2 separate regions of the Homo sapiens genome follow, and region 1 is linked to region 2. A link is an interaction called in ENCODE POLR2A ChIA-PET data of the cell type or tissue named here. Cell type or tissue: PC-9. All regions are shown on one strand.

Evidence for each region. ChIA-PET counts read pairs that join two places held together with the same protein. Peaks named below come from ENCODE experiments on the same cell type or tissue, not always from the same donor. Only the 100,000 strongest peaks of a DNase experiment are listed, where the experiment ranks them.
Region 1: POLR2A ChIA-PET joins it to region 2 with 14 read pairs; 3 of 35 experiments call an interaction of 5 or more read pairs at or near these places.

What each region holds. Positions count from the first base shown.
Region 1 is chr6:33,423,860-33,428,859 of GRCh38, reverse strand. It overlaps SYNGAP1 (synaptic Ras GTPase activating protein 1), which reads right to left. Exons shown (of 19, transcript NM_006772.3): 3 at 2,957-3,062. Among named protein-coding and RNA genes, the nearest start is that of SYNGAP1, 6.3 kb to the right of the region's middle. RefSeq lists an enhancer at 2,938-3,480. In PC-9, CTCF peaks have their summits at 214 and 2,747 (motif pointing right); a DNase peak (open chromatin) is centred at 3,019; H3K4me3 peaks cover 3,123 bases; H3K27ac peaks cover 1,277 bases.
Region 2 is chr6:33,136,212-33,141,211 of GRCh38, reverse strand. LOC105375021 (a long non-coding RNA gene) reads left to right here. Exons shown (of 5, transcript NR_190905.1): 2 at 1,463-1,585. Among named protein-coding and RNA genes, the nearest start is that of HCG24, 4.6 kb to the left of the region's middle. In PC-9, no CTCF peak of the experiment used is centred here; no DNase peak of the experiment used is centred here; H3K27me3 peaks cover 3,246 bases.

The DNA of each region.
Region 1 (5,000 bases), 290 kb before region 2:
CAGCCACACCACCCACATCCAGACACGCCCTGGACACCCATGCTGGGATTGACACAGATACTCAGGCCAGTGCTGGAACACACATGCAAAGACACACACCTGCCACCAGGGACACAGAAAATCCTGCTCATAGGGCCACACATTCCCACACACAGAAGCCTGACAGGAGGTGAGCCCCAGCCAGGGATATGCATGCTCAGGGTCAGAGGTGACATGGACCAGCAAGGCCGCGGACTGCCCCACAAGCCCGTGGCTGGCCCAACAGCCCCCTAGGCAGGAAACAGGCAGAGGCAAGATAAGACAGGACACACTTGCACAAGGATGGCTGCACATGTGTGCACGAGGAACTGGGCCCCCGTGTGCACATGGCACCGACACACAGGAGACACGAGCATGGGCACGAACACACACGCGGACACACGGGCTGCCCCTTCCACCAGGGGCTCCAAGATCCCACACACACCGGCCGCCCCCGCGTGCTCAAGACCCTGTCCGCACGAGGCCGGTCCCCGACCCTCCCGTCCTCCGCTGTCCCCCTCCGGTTACCATAACTCCCCCCACTCGGAAGATGCAGCGAGAACATGCGGAGGGAGCAGCTGCCGCCGCCGCCGCCGCCACCGCGGCTTCCCCACCCCCCTCCCCGCGCCCACGCACACGCGCGCCCCCGCCCCACGCGCGCGGCGCCCCCCCCTCTACGCGCGCTCCTAGTCCGCCCGGCCCCGCCCTTACCTCGCACCGCCCCCCGGGGGGGCCAGGGGTGTCCCCGGTGGGGGAGGGGCCCCGCCCCTGCGCGGGGGAAGGGCGGGGTGCGGAGGGAGAGGGGGCGGTACGGCCCGGCTCGCGCCGCCCGGCGCGGTGGGGGCGGCGGCGGGGCCCGGGACGGCCGGGACGGCCGCGCGGTGACGGCCGCGGGAACGGCTCCCTCCGCCGCCGCTCCCGCCGCTGCCGCCGTTGCCCGGGCCCCGCCGCCGTTGCTAGGCGACCGCTGCTGCCGTGGCCGCCTCTGTCACGAGCCCTGTCGCCCGGAGACAGCGCGAGAGAGACGGGGGAGGGGGGCAAGGGGACCCCCAAAACAAACCAGGCCACCCACCATCCCCTCCTGAGCAGGACCCCCCCACACACACAAAACCGCGGAGAGAACGAGGGTTCGCGGCTCCACCCAGCAGAGGAGGAGCCCAGGATTCCAATGCCCCTCAAAGGTCCGGCGACCTCTCCCGGGCTGGAGAGTCCACAGCCTCAGCAAACACCTTGGCATTGCCAAGTCCCCAAGGTCCCAACGACCCCTATGTCCACTGCACATCCTCCATGCCCTTTACACATTCCATGTCTGCCTGAAGACCCTAAACGTTCACCCCCATCAACTTTCACTAAGCCCTCCCCCCAAATACATATGCCCCTGGAACCCCTCCCAGCCCCTACTGAACCCCAATACAGCAACCTCCACATGCCACCTCAACTCCAAACACACACGGTGTCCCCACCCAAAACACACGGGAGACCCCCGCCAGAGACCCCTAGACCCTGAGGACTCAGGATAAGGAGAAAGATGGGGAATAAGTGGGCAGATCTGCCAACCACAGGACACATGATAAACATGCTCTGTGAGCATGTGACCATTCTGGCCTGGAAACGCAGGTGTACACACATGCACACAAACACACACATCTTCCCCAGACATGAACATGACATACACACATATACATATACACACAGATGTGACAGACATCACACACATTCTCTGTATACACTCCACCACCACCTGACTTTGCCTCACAGAGATGTGCTACCCACACACCCCGATGGTATGGGGTTTCCATGACAATGACACACATCCCTGACCACCCACCCACCCACCCAAGGTCCCCAAACCGGCCCACAAGGCTAGTAGGGCCTGGACCTATCAGAAGGCTGGAAGGAGCCAAAGGATGGGGACAGGTCACTGGCTCTCTAAGGGAGAGAAACTGGTAGCTTGAATTCCTGAAGGGAGGGGGAGCTGGTGGGAAAAAGGGGTCACCTGGGGGTTGGAGGAATGGGGAACCTGGATCGCTAGGTCCGGGAAGGGAAATGAAGTGGAAGGGGGCAGTGACGAGGGGGTTTCCGGGGGCTGAGGGCGTCTCTCTGCACCTTGGCTGCAGATCTCTGTTCTCTGCCTTCATCTCCCCTCACTGTTCCCATGGAAACCTTTTAAGCGAACTTCTCAGGAAGACAAAAATCTTTTTTTAAATGACTAAAGAGGGGGTTGGGGGGGCAGAAAGGGGGAGGGAGGGGAAGAGACAGATGGAGAGAGGGAGAGAGTTGGAGAGACAGACCGCGCAGATAGCTCTACAGACAGAAAGGAGATGAGATGGGAGTCTGATGGACTTTCGCCGGGAGCAGAGGGGAGGGACGGGGTAATCAAGAGGGGTACAGAAAATAAGAGAAATCAGGGAGGAAAGAGAAAGGGTGATACAATTGCAGAAAATAGAAGCAGCTGATGAGAGGAGAAAACAGGGGGTAATAAAAGGAGACCTCAAGGACTGAAGGTCCGGAAGAAGAATCAGGAGCATAGGGGTGGGGAAGAGGTCTGGGGGGAGGGCAGGAACTAGGTCATTCTTTCCAAGATCCCAGACCAGGGGCTGGGAGGGGCAGGGGCAGGAACACACGGACTGGAAGCTAAAGATCTAAGGAGACTATTTTTACAAGCACCAGGAAAATAGTCAAACTTCACTGCTGGAGAGGAGAAAGGGAGCGAAGCCGAGCGAGGACCCACAGGGGCCTCTCACCCACAGCCCCTGTCCCGCTCCACCTTCCAGAGGAGGGCGCCATCTCCCCTCGGGAAGCAAGACTTTGTCTCCGCCTTCTCCCGCCCCCGGCCAGCTCCCGCCGCTCCCCGACGCCCCCGCCCCGCCAGCCCGGTCCATCTTCAGCCCTCTCCCCGCGCCTGTCCGGGTCATGAGAGCCTGCTCGGCCGCCGTACCATGCTCGCCGTGGGGCCGCCCCTCCACCGGCACGGAGACTGTGCGTCTCAGCAGTTTGTTGCGACTGGACTCGCTCCTCCGGTCCCGGATCAGTAGGGGGTGTATCTAGGGGAGGTGGGGGTGTGTCAGACCTCCCTGGCCCACGCCGCCCCTCCCCTCCCTCTTCCCCCCTCCGCCTCCTCCCAGGAAGGGCGGGCCTCCTTTTCCCCCTAAGCCTGCCCACTTTTTCTGCCCCGGCCCCTCCACACTTGGTGACTGGATCTCTCCCTTCTCTCCCCCAGTCTCTCTCTCTCATTCTTTGCCGTCCCACCCTCTTTTCTCCCTCCATTTGTCTTGAAACACCTTCCGGAGAATTCTCCCAAACCCTACTCAGCTCTTCTGCAACTCCTCAGAAGTTAGCTACTTCCTGAATCCAGTTTTCCCTTGACCTTCAGTTCCTCCATTCTCCCTGCTTTCCTCCCAACCTCCCACCTCCCTTACCCCCTTCTCTCCCTCCGAGCCTGTCACGGGGGTAGCAGAAGCTGCATTTATAATCAGGATCCACAGCTTGTCTCCCTCCCACGGCCCGGCTTGCGGCCAGACTGGGACCCAACCTCCCCTCCCGCCAGAGGGCCTGGTCACCTTCCCCCACCTTTCATCTCCTTCCATCACCCGACCCAGCATCTCTCAGTTCCCTTCTTCCCCTCAGCCATCACCTTTCCCTAAGCTTCACACCCAGCTCCCCCTGTCCACCTCCATCCCTACCTCCATACACCTCCACCCCTGCAGTCTCCTCCACCTCTACAAAGAGCCACAGGAACAGACCCCTCACTATCCCCCAGCCCCAGTTCCACCACCCATCCAATTCCAACTCCCTGCGTCTGTTCAGGCTGCTCATTTTCCCAATTCTATCTACTCCTCCTCCCACACACACGCCCTTCCTGCTCCAGACCGGCCATTCCTATTGCCCCTCAACTTGCTGGCCACTGGTCCCTTCAGTCTGTCCCTATCTCTGTCATTCCTTCATTACCCCAATCCATTGTCTTCCCTCTTCATCCCTATAACAGTCCCCACTCTGGGTTCCAGTTTCCCCCATTTCTCCTACAGACTCCAAACCTTGATCTAGGGGTTTGACCACAGTCACTCAAATGTCTCCCAATGGTGTCCAAAACTTAGACTCCCCAAGCCACCTCTCCTTTCAAAGTCACCATATCCTCTCCTTAACACCTCTACTTTACTCTGTGGCCTGGAAGCTGTCTACCCAGCCATCTCTCCACACTCTCACCTGCCCCCATAGGTCCCTTGACACTCTAGTTAGCCCTGACTCAAATTCTAACCCTTCCTCATCACACCATTCCCAATAACTTTCAGGGTCCATCTCTCACCACGTTTGGTTTTCCAGGCTACCCTACCATTTTTTAAAGCTTGTCCCCCAAATCACCCCCATTCCCTGACTCACACTTGTGGGGCACCATTCCAGTTTTTATCCTCTATTTCCTCCAATGGACACTCCTGCTGACCCAGCTCCCAAATCAGAACCCACACTTCCCTGGCTCTCAGATCTCCATACCTGGCCACCACCTCCCATAAGAGGCCTCTGTCCGTTTCATCTCCTTTACTCTGGCTAGTCCCTGCCCCTACTCCACTTGTACTCCTTTAGATAACTCCACATACTCCCAGTTCCCCTCCCTTATATTCCTTCCTGATGTCCAACCACTCCCTTGCAGAAGCCCTCTCAGTGTCTCTCTAAACCTTGATCTCAATCACTCTCCCAGTCTTCACCCCATCATGCCAAGATCCACTGACCTCAGTCTTCTTTCCCAGTATCCTCCAGCTACCTAAAACCTCCTCTATCCCCTGCCTTTTCTCTGCGTCCTGCAATTTCTCTTCTTGCACTCTGCCCCCTGATGGAGAAAGGACTGGGAGTCTTGCTCAGTGGGCAAAGCAGAGAGGGGTCCTGAGGATTGCTTTGGTTGGGAGGGCCTTCCATGTCTTCACCCCTTCTCCAAACCCTTCAGTTCCCCTTCCCCATTCTAACCTATCCTACAATATGGACAGTGTGAA
Region 2 (5,000 bases):
GTAGCAATCTTCTTTTCTTTGTCTCTTTGGATTTTGGATTTCAAGCAGCTTGAGGACAAGGCCCAGGTCTTCTGAGTTACATCCTTAGTGCCTAAAGAGTGAAAATTCACAATGAGTGTTTATTTAACAGAATGAAAATTAACATTTGAAGGTGGAATTTGCTTTAAAATGCACGGACCTTTAGTTTTAGGCTTTGTGAATATAATAAAAACAAAGTAACCTAAGGTGAACAAACGACATCTCTGTAGCACAGCTTGTATATCATGTTTTTCATCTGTTTTTTCTTTGGGCTTCGTTTCTGTAGGTGAGTAATTCTCTAGCCCATAAACTCAGTGGAGGACCCTCAACATCCGTGTGTGACACTGAACTTGCCGTCACTTGACGCATCCAAGGAGAGGACTGGTTTTCCCCGTGTTGGGCTTGGAGGGGAAATCCTTGCTTAGGACCAACAACCATGCAGTGTCATTTCGCCTCACTTCCTCTTCCAGGCTGGACTCCATGCTCTCTCATCTTTATTCTTTTACTGTAATAGTAATAGACTTTTTTGTTGTCAACCTTTTGCTGCGTCTTATACATCAGGTAAAGCTAAGATACTATCCCATAGGTGTTTCAAATGCAACAACTTTTATTTCCAGGTAGAACTACACTTGAAAATATACATTCAACAAGAACATTTTGTGAATGTTATGTGCATGACAACATTTTTAAATTTACTATGACTTAAAATGAAAGTGTTTTGATAAAATTATATAAGGTACCATTTTTATTCTAAAAGTAAGAACATAACTTGAAGTCTATAAATAGCACTAAGACTTACTCTGGAGGTCTTTTCATGTCCTTCATTATTTTTTTCCCTGAAAGATTTTTATTTCATCTCCCTACTTCCCTGCCTTTCTCTGTGGCTATATCAGTATTTTTTATGTCTGGTCCTGTAGGGGTTCTGAGATCCTATGGGAATGGGGTAGGGGGACTACGCAATTTTGTTTCTACCAGGAGTTGTGTGACTTGGGTGAGTTACTTTACTTCTGTGGTCAGTTCCCCAATATGTAAAATAATTTCCTCTGTTAAATCAAGTTTAGCCTAAAGTTGCCTCCTTACATATTTTAAGTTTGGCCTAAAGGTTTCTCTGTACATCATGAACTATAACAAGTGGAGGTGTAAACAGACCATAGCCTACACTTGTGCCAATCACTGAGTTTTGGCCAATCATATGTAGCTAACTGTTTGAACTGTGTTCAAGTTAGGCAAACATTGAGCTGTAACCAATCTGGCTGTTTCTGTACCTCACTTCTGTTTTCTGTATGTTACTTTTCTTTTTCTGTCCATAAACTTTCTTCCACCACGCAGCTGTGCTGGAGACTTTGAGCATACTCTGGCTTGGGAGGCTGCCCGATTTGTGAATTGTTTATTGCGCAATTAACCTCATTTAAAATTTATTCGGCTGAAGTTTTTCTTTTATCAGGTGGTGTCAGAAGTGGGGTTGGAAGTAGAGCTTCTAATGACCCCCAGAAGTGCTGAGTGACCTAGCGAGGTACCCTCCAGGCCCATTGTGTCTCTTTCTCTCTCGGAGCAGCTGGGGATCGTGGTAAGTTCTCTTGCAGATTCCGAAGCTCCACAGATTTGTGTGTTGAGCTCTCTGAGTTTCTTTGAGTAAATTTCTGATCCTGATTGGGTTTGAAAGTCGCGAAAGAAATTGAACTGAGTCCAGGATCGGATTGGCTCCAGTAATTAACTGGCTTGGATCCGGTTAGAGACCTCTTACATCTAACTGGATCAGAAAGAAACCAGTATTAAATGGCAATATTGCAAAGGTGTAAAATTTGGCTTTTGGAAATTCACAGAGATTTTTATGTTCTACTCCTTTATTTTTCTTGTGCACTTAGGTAGGAAAAAAAATCATTGGCTAAGTTGAACAAGGGACCTGAGAGCAAAGCCAGTATTTGAGGTAAAAAATGTGATACTGAATTTCTGAAGAACTGAGTTCCTTCTGGATTATACATGCATAAGTATTAGGCCCTGGAAGGAGCAACGCCTTACAGAAATTGTCCAGGCGTGGTGGCTCACACCTGTAATCCCAGCACTTTGGGAGGCCAAGGTGGGTAGATTGCTTGAGGCTAGGAGTTTGAGACCAGGCTGGCCAACACTGTGAAACCCTGTCTGTACTAAAAATTAAAAAAAAAAATTAGCCAGGCATGGTGGCATGTGCCTGTAATTCCAGCTACTCGGGAGGCTGAGGCACAAGAATCACTTGAACCCAGGAGGTGGAGGCTGCCATGAGCTGAGATCATAATACTGCACTCCAGCCTGGGTGACAGAGACTGTGTCTCAAATAAAATTTTTTTTTTTTTTTTTACTAAAGATAACTTGCAGTAGAACATTCCAAAAGAACAACACTGCACTGAAGTGCATTTGAAAATGAGGGCTCCCAAATTAGTCTCATGTACAGTCTCATGTAGGGATGCCTATTGATATGCAGAAGCTTCTAAAAAATTTCAATATTTGCATTTAAAGACTTTACAAAAAAGAATTAAAAAGCTTAAACAACTAATTGATTTAAAAAATTAAATCTGCCTTGCGCTTTTTGCTGATGGCTGTGTGTGACAGGATTAGGCATGTACAGGATCATGGGACATGGGGAACTTTTTTCTCCCCAAAGCAGGAAACTTGAGAGCTGATGAGATGGCTGGAAAAGATCCTTCATGACTGACAAGCAGCTGCCTGAACTTTTTTTTTTTTTGAAACGGAGTCTCACTCTGTCTCCCAGGCTGGAGTGCGGTGGCACAATCTCAGCTCACTGCAACCTCCGCCTCCTGGGTTCAAGTGATTCTTCTGCTTCAGCCTCCCGAGTAGCTGGGATTACGGGCGCCCACCACCATGCCTGGCTAATTTTTTGTGTTTAGTAGAGACAGGGTTTCACCATGTTGGTCAGGCTGGTCTCGAACTCCTGACTTCAGGTGATCCGCCCACCTTGGCCTCCCAAAGTGCTGTGATTAAAGGCATGAGCCACCGCACCTGGCCCTGAACTTTTAATTTAGTGTCACTGCAATAGGTGGGTCCTTCTCTGTCCTCCCTGAACTCTTTGCCTTCCCCACCCTGCTGCAGACAATGCTTTTCTTTCTCTCTTTCTCTTCTTTCCTTTTTCTATCTTTCTTTTTTTTTTTTTTTTGAAACGGAGTCTTGCTATGTCACCCAGCCTGGAGTGCAGTGGTGCGATCTCGGCTCACTGCAAGCTCTGCCTCCGAGGGTCATGCCATTCTCCTGCCTCAGCCTCCGGAGTAGCTGGGACCACAGGCGCCCGCCACCACGCCTGGCTAATTTTTTTTTTTTTTGTATTTTTAGTAGAGACGGAGTTTCACCGTCTTAGCCAGAATGGTCTCGATCTCCTGACCTCGTGATCTGCCCACCTCGGCCTCCCAAAGTGCTGGGATTACAGGCGTGAGCCACCACGCCCGGCCTCCTTTTTCCAGCTTTCTATTATATCTTGTCTAGAGATCACATGTTGAAACTTCTGGCTGGAGGCCATTCCACCCCACTTTGAATAGATTAAAGATAGCAGAGCCCCACCAGGGGCAAGTTTAAGCCTTACCAGTTCAATATTGGGCACTAAGCAGAGTGGCTAATGTCTATGTTTTGTCACATGTATTTTGCTGTGGCTGGAAGGGAAAATGTTAATTCAGTTCCCTCATGCAATCTCTTGGGCAGCATCTTACAAAATTGAGAGGCTTTTGCCTATGGTTCCCTGAAATCAGAAAAGATGATTTTCCTTTGTGTTGTGGCTTGGCCCCCAGGCTATGTGCAGCTAACAGGGTCGCTAGGGCCACTCAGAAAGAGGGAACCCAGAAGCCTGGCATGCTGGCAAAAGGGTAAGAATTTCTTAGCAGTCAGGCTTCTGGCCTCTCTCTGTGTGGAAACGGTTGTAGGAGTAGTAAAAATCACTGTCTCCTCTGCAAAGTTTTAATTAATGATAAAAAGGATTTGTGAGGCTGGGTGCGGTGGCTCACGCCTGTAATCCCAGCACTTTGGGTGGCCGAGGCGGGTGGATCACGAGGTCAGGAGATCAAGACCAACCTGGCTAACACAGTGAAACCCAGTCTCTACTAAAAATACAAAAAATTAGCCGGGCGAGGTGGCGGGCGCCTGTAGTCCCAGCTACTCGGGAGGCTGAGGCAGGAGAATGGCGTGAACCCGGGAGGTGGAACTTGCAGTGAGCCGAGATCGCGCCACTGTACTCCAGCCTGGGCGACAGCGAGACTCCGTCTCAAAAAAAAAAAAAAAAAAAAAAAGGTATTTGTGAGCCAATCTTAAGCTGTAGCAAACCTGGTGTACTTTGTGCTATGAATTGGTCTTTCTGTGTCATTTGGTCATAAAAGGGGTTAAATAGGATAAAATGTGGGCCTAGGACTCCCAGAAGTCTGCTGTTCAAGCCAGCCTGGCAAACTGGTCAGTTACAAACTGCGGGTCCCTGAAACAAAAAAACACTGGATAAGGTTTCCCTGTCATCTTGTTTTATGTCATTGGGAGCTTGACCTTATAATCACATGATGGTACTTTCTTTTGGTCTCCACCCTCTGGAGGACAGGAATTTTGGAGTTCATGTCATAGTTAGCTCTAAAAATTATCTTGAGCAGTTAAAAGCCTTTGCAAGCTGAAAATTGGCTGCTCTTAGGCTCCTCCTTCTGGGAGGAACAATGGAAACCACCAACGGTGTAGCTTAGTGGCTAAGCTTTGCCATCTTATGATGGCAGCCAGGCAGGGTTCAATTCCAGCTCAGGGAATGAGACCTGTTTGGTTTGATATCTTTCTGATCTTTGCTATTTGCTGATTCTCTTCCCCTCATGAACAACTTCTGACTCTCGTCTTGAATTTTCCTTTCTCTGAGCTACGTTTGGAAATTCTAGAGTTTGTAAAAATTGCTTGCTACCTTTTTGAAAATACTTCGTACACTTGTGGTTAAGTCATAACCTTGTTAAAGCTTATTGGTTTCACCTGGGAGATTACCT